Linked DNA regions of Homo sapiens: region 2 is linked to region 1. The links are chromatin loops, found by intact Hi-C in ENCODE. Cell type or tissue: prostate gland. All regions are shown on one strand. Each heading gives the region's core, and the rest is flanking DNA. Links, peaks and the distances in the headings are about the cores only. Region 1 overlaps BCAS3 (BCAS3 microtubule associated cell migration factor). Region 2 overlaps BCAS3 (BCAS3 microtubule associated cell migration factor).

Evidence for each region. A loop is a pair of places that touch in the nucleus more often than their neighbours do. Peaks named below come from ENCODE experiments on the same cell type or tissue, not always from the same donor. Only the 100,000 strongest peaks of a DNase experiment are listed, where the experiment ranks them.
Region 2: a loop joins it to region 1, with 2.4 times the contacts of the local background. A loop is called at or near these places in 9 of 110 quality-filtered maps.

Annotation. Positions count from the first base shown.
Region 1 is chr17:61,250,857-61,253,773 of GRCh38, forward strand. The region is part of intron 22 of BCAS3 (BCAS3 microtubule associated cell migration factor); the gene reads left to right. Among named protein-coding and RNA genes, the nearest start is that of BCAS3-AS1, 120 kb to the left of the region's middle. In prostate gland, for the core only: no CTCF peak of the experiment used is centred there; a DNase peak (open chromatin) is centred at 1,585; H3K27ac peaks cover 1,481 bases.
Region 2 is chr17:61,306,167-61,309,083 of GRCh38, forward strand. All of the region lies in intron 22 of BCAS3 (BCAS3 microtubule associated cell migration factor), which reads left to right. Among named protein-coding and RNA genes, the nearest start is that of TBX2-AS1, 92 kb to the right of the region's middle. In prostate gland, for the core only: no CTCF peak of the experiment used is centred there; no DNase peak of the experiment used is centred there; H3K27ac peaks cover 156 bases.

The sequences.
Region 1 (2,917 bases), core at 214-2,713:
GACTCTATCAGTCTGGTTTTTGAACATTATCCTACATTAGACAATCTCAGAAAGGTTTTATGACTTGTGGGTGCCTTTGTGGTACTTCACATGAGCGGGAGGTCTTAAGACTATGGACCCCTTGGGAGACCAGTGTCTAATTCTACTACTTCCTCCTCCCCAAGAATTCAGATGGTGAAACACCCTCATCCCTCCAGCCCTGCCCCCAGGAAACCCTTCATTCAGAAAGGTCATTTCATTTCCTGTGAGCCAGTCTTACATCACTGGTGCAAGAATTGGGCAGTGCTTGCCCAGCTGGAAGGTGAGACATTGGAGGCCTCAGCCTGGTGTCCCAGACAGTATTTGTCAGGCTGATGATAAGCTGGTGGAGAGTCTGTTAACTCAAGGCCTGATTCTAATGAATTTGGGATTCCTTGCTGAAAAAAAGACTGGGCTGGGTGTGGTGGCTCATGCCTGTAATCCCAGCACTCTGGGAGGCTGAGGCGGGCGGATCACCTGAGGTCAGAGTTTGAGACCATCCTGGCCAATATGGCGAAACCCCGTCTCTACTAAAAATACAAAAAATTAGCCGGGCCTGGTGGCGGGCGCCTATAATCCCAACTACTAGGGAGGCTGAGGCAGGAGAATCACTTGAACGCGGGATGCAGAGGTTGCAGTGAGCCGAGATTGCGCCATTCCACTCCAGCCTGGGCAACAAGAGCGAAACTCCACCTCAAAAAAAAAAAAAAGAAAAGAAAGACTGGATCCTGGTCCATCCAAGATGCTGCCCTTGAGACCTCTGGGTTGATGACTGATATGTTGGTCTCTTGGGACAAGGCTGTACAGTTGAGAAAAGTAGCAAGAACATCAGATCTCTGCAGATAATCTGGCCCCCATAAAAAAGCAATAGCAACTGGGAAAAGGCTAGACTGCTAGGTTCCCAGCTATACTGGATTATTAGACAAAGCTACCCACTCCATCTTTGTTTATAGAACTCATTTTCAGGAACAAGTGTTTTATAGTGAGGTGGAGGTTGTAAAGAAGCTCTTTATAATGAAGATCCCAAATATGTGAGCCTTCTATCAAGCTTGATCTCAAGGAACTTTACACGGGTGGCAGTTTAGAAGAAAAAGAGAGAAAAGGATAAAGAAAAAAACTAATAAAAATAGCTGAGATCACTCAACAGTTATCAAGAAACAGATACTACAGTTTTATAACACGAAGTACTAAAAGTATATGCACTCTTAAAAGGCAATTAAAACGTATGCTCCAAAACTATAAAACATTTTCTTTTCATCTGCAACATAGAGGGCAGATTACAACACATTAATAACGTTTTGTTTAGAGTTCAGTTTCTGATGGTTTCCAAATGTAGTCTGTGTAGATTAACCAGAAGGAGTCCAGTTCTCTTTTTTAAGAGCGCTTGTAAAGGAAAGCAATGTGGTAAGATTGTTATGAAAAGAGAGTGTATTTAGGAAATAGCACTTAGCAGGGTCTCTCTGAATGGCTGCCAGGTCAGGAAGCTGAAGTGCAAGGCTTGGCCCTTGTTCAGCCCCCCCAGTTCCAGCTTCTTGACCACACAGTACGTCAAGAACATGTCACAAGCCAGCCAGGAAGACTCAGCCCCGCCCATGGGCCAGCTTGGCACGGCTGCTTTCACATAACCCAGGGCTCCAGAGGGGCCGGAGGCAGGCATTCCAGGGCCACGGGAACATGCAAGTTTTTAAAATAGAAGTGAAGGACTTAAAAAAAAAAAAAGCCTGGGAATTAAACAGTTGCTGAGTCCTTGAGTCCTTATGGAACATGGTTCCTCATGTAGAGTGGCAGAGGTGAAAAGGGCCTTAAAGGTTATCTCATCCTCTGCCCTCTGCTTATAGACAAGGACATTGACCTGCTTACAACCATAGTGATAGAACCAATTGTGGAATCCATATCTGTCAGCTCTTAGTCTGCTAAACACACTGGCTTCTACCTCACTGGGCTAAGCTGCCCTTTCTTCCTTGGATTTTGACTCTAGAAAGCTGTCCAGTAATCTGTTCCTATACATTTTTTTTTTTTTTTTGAGATGGAGTCTTACTCTGTTGCCCAGGCTGGAGTGCAGTGGTGTGATCTCAGCTCACTGCAACCTCCACCTCCTGGGTTCCAGCTATTCTCCTGCCTCAGCCTCCTAAGTAGCTGGGATCACAGGCATGTGCTACCATGCCTAATTTTGTATTTTGTAGTAGGGATGGGGTTCCACCATGTTGACCAGGCTGGTCTCGAACTCCTGACCTCAGGTGATCCACTTGCCTCGGCCTCCCAAAGGCCTGGGATTACAGGCATGAGCCACTGAGCCCGGCCCGTTGCTATACCATTTGTTCCTACTACTTGCCTAACTGTTCTATGTCTCAGTCTCAGTTTCCTTGTCTACAAAATGGAGATAATATCAATGCCTGGGCTGGGCCCGGTGGCTCACGCCTGTAATCCCAACACTTTGGGAGGCCGAGGCAGGCGGATCACCTGAGGTCAGGAGTTGGAGAGAATATATATATATATAATCAATGTCTGCTTCACAGAGTTACAAGGATTGATAGAATAAACATGTGTAACATTTACAGTGCCTGGTATGGAATAAGGGCTCAATAATGTTATCTATTCCCATTAATAATAGTATTATTAGCATTATACTATCATCTGTCTTATTGCTACTACTATTTCTACAGTTGCTACATCAGCAGTCCCAGGAACTTGGCCTACGGCCTAGGCATGGCGTATGAGCTCTATGGTAGTAGAAGGTCAGACCCAGGATTGGAGGAGGGGCAGCTGAGTAGAGGGGAAGATGAATCTCGGATGCCTCTGGGCCAGTGCTTCATAAAGTCCTGTGCTCAGATTCCAGCTGTGGAACAGAGGTGCAGAGGTGGATTTTAATGTTATTGTTGTTTTTGCTTTGTTTTGCCTT
Region 2 (2,917 bases), core at 213-2,712, 55 kb after region 1:
GTGTGAAGAATGGTGTACACCTGAGTCATTTGTTGGCAACAGTGTGATCTTGGGTACATTCCTTTGAATCTCTGCATCTGAGCTTTAAAGATCCCATGAGCTATTTGTATTTCTTCATCAACACTTCGCTTACAAATTAAAGTACTTTGGTACTATAATGGTGATTTGGTTATTACTATTTATTACCTAGACTGCAGGCTTAAGTATAGCAGTTAGAGAATAGCACACTTTGTTTTGTTTTTAAATGAAAAAACAATTCCCCTTAAGAAGTGGAAAGTACTCAATAGCACCAAATATTAATTTTTAAATATAATTCAAGAAGCCTGGCTGAGCACACCAAGCTTTTATGCCTGTAATCCCAGCACTTTGGGAGGCTGAGGTGGGAGGATCGCATTAATGCAAGAGTTCAAGACAAGTCTCGGCAATGTGAAGAAACCCAGTCTCTACACAAAGTAATAAATTAGCTGGGCATGGTGGTACATGCTTAGAGTAGATCCTACTCGGGAGGCTGAGGCAGGAGGATCGCTTGAGCCCAGGAGCTCAAGGCTGCGGTGAGCTGTGTGAGCTGTGTGAGCTGTGATTGCACCACTGCACTCCAGCATGGGTGACAGAGTGAGACTCTGTCTCAAAAGAAAAAAAAACAAAGCTCTTTTCTTTAAAATATTTCTTTGAAACTAAGCCTAGAGGTACTATTACCTTTGGATCACTATTATTAATCATTCCTTAATAGAACTTTGGATTTTTCCCCAGGCTTAAGTACACTGGTTATTTCTAATTCTTTGTGATTTTCCTGGCTTCAGATCTTTCCAGGAACAGCTCTGGGTCTCTTGGCCAATTTGGCATCAGGGCTCTGGGCCTTTGCCCCCAGCTTCTGTGATTCTCTCAAAGGTCTTTCAGTATTGATCAGGGAGTCATTCCCACTGAGTCCTTCAAGTTTTCTTTTACTGCTTCCCCACAAACCGTAGAATGAGAAAAGGATGATTGAAGTGAAGAGCCTAGCCTAGTGCCGGCCCAAGTTGGGACTTGCTGAACATTGGTTTCCAGCCCTGTGGCCCCAGAATACCCCACAGTTACACCTCAGCTGTGGGTTCCTCTGGGACTGTTCCCCAGAAGGAGATTTTTCTGCCAGTTTTAATTTACTTTTTGGGGAACGAAAAAAACTACCTGTAATTTTTCCTGTCTACTTTTACTAGAGTTTACTAGAGGTTTCCTCAAGTTCCTTGAGCATAATCTCAGAGAAGAATCTAACCCATGTTTTCTTTTTCCCATTGCATTTACTACAGTTACAACGATAATAAATGTTGAATTAACTTTCACTAGCTTTTAACCAACATGTAAGCACTCCCCTTTAAACTGTGTCTTCTGTGTTTGGTGTCTACCTGTGTAAAATAGGAATAATCCCAATCTTCTCAATGAGATTTTACCAAAATAAATTAGCGTTCATAAATAAAAGGAGCTATATAAATCTGAGAAACTGTAGAGAGGACTCTAACTAATTTTATGTCCAAGTGCTCTAAATAAAATTACTTTTTCCCAAGTGTTCTAGAAAGGGTTACATTCCTGAGTAGGGTCTTAATGGCCAGTTCAAGAAATAATCAAGTTAAGTGTATTTAATTCATACTTTTAATTCATTTTTTTGTAATACCTTCTGTTAGACACTTCCATATGACCTGTGTCAAATGCACAGCAAAACATCTGATATATGGTTACAGATCTAACACAAATAATGTTACGTGAGCAACCCCAAACAGTATACACCTTGACAATGTGGAGACTCAAGATTTTCCAAGCACTCATTAAATTGAGCAGAGAAGTAATCTATTTCATCCAATAACCTTTCGTTTTATGTATTTAGCAAATCTTTATCAGAGAGAGCTATATGTGGACCTCCTAAAAAGGGACCTGGGAATTCGGGTCAGAAACTAGACCAGCCAGGCGTTGGAGTTCACGCATCCCAGCACTGTAAACAACAGCATGGGCACAACTGGCCAAGTGTGTGGGGACTCCTGGTGTTGTTGTTTATGGCGTCTGGCAAATATTTCTACCCAAGCCTTCAGCTAGTTTACAGCATTTCATTTTACAGCCCATCATGATGATAGTAACCAACCCCAGAAAAACATCAACAAGCATTAGCAGCCATAGTGTTGGAAGATGAATGTGACCCCAGCGACCTCCATTCCACCCCCCAACCCCCATCCCACTCCCACCCCATCCCCCTCACCGCCCCCTCTAGTGTTCAGTGAATTTCTGCAGCTAAAGTGGTTACCATGGGTCTTGGGTCAAAGGAGGATATTTGGAGGAATTTCTCTAAACACATGCTTACAAATGTTGAGAAATAGCACTCTAAAAAAGCAGGAGTCATACACAGACCCCAGCTCTTCTCGGTGAGTAAGACAAAAGGCAGCGTGATCTATAAATATGGTAAAGTGCCTTGAAACGATGAGTCTGCAGAGGCAGGGGGGTGGGGGTAGTTAAGGGAAGGCAGGAGGGAGACAACAATTACATATTAAGTTGCATTGGTTAAGAACAGAAAAATATAACTTGGCATGAGTTCCCATACTGGCCTTTTAGAACGGATTGGTCTGTAACACCATACTAAGTCTGTTTTCTATCAGTGATTCCTAGCCAGCTTATTAAACAGATTTATACAATGAAAGAATCTCATAACAGAAACATTCACCTTCTTTATTACTTGGCATTATTTATGGTTTGAGTTTTTTCAGCTACTTTTTTATGCACTGGAATCTGCCAACATTATACTTACAAAGTTTATGTACCAAAGTATAAGTAGGTTGGGAGAATATTATATGTGTCTCCTCTCTCCAGCCATGTGGCCTCCCCCAGCAGAGGCTTTGAGGACCTATCTGTCCCCTCCTCTGAGTGTCTTCAGCATGGAATCCTCTTTCTTTCAGGAGTC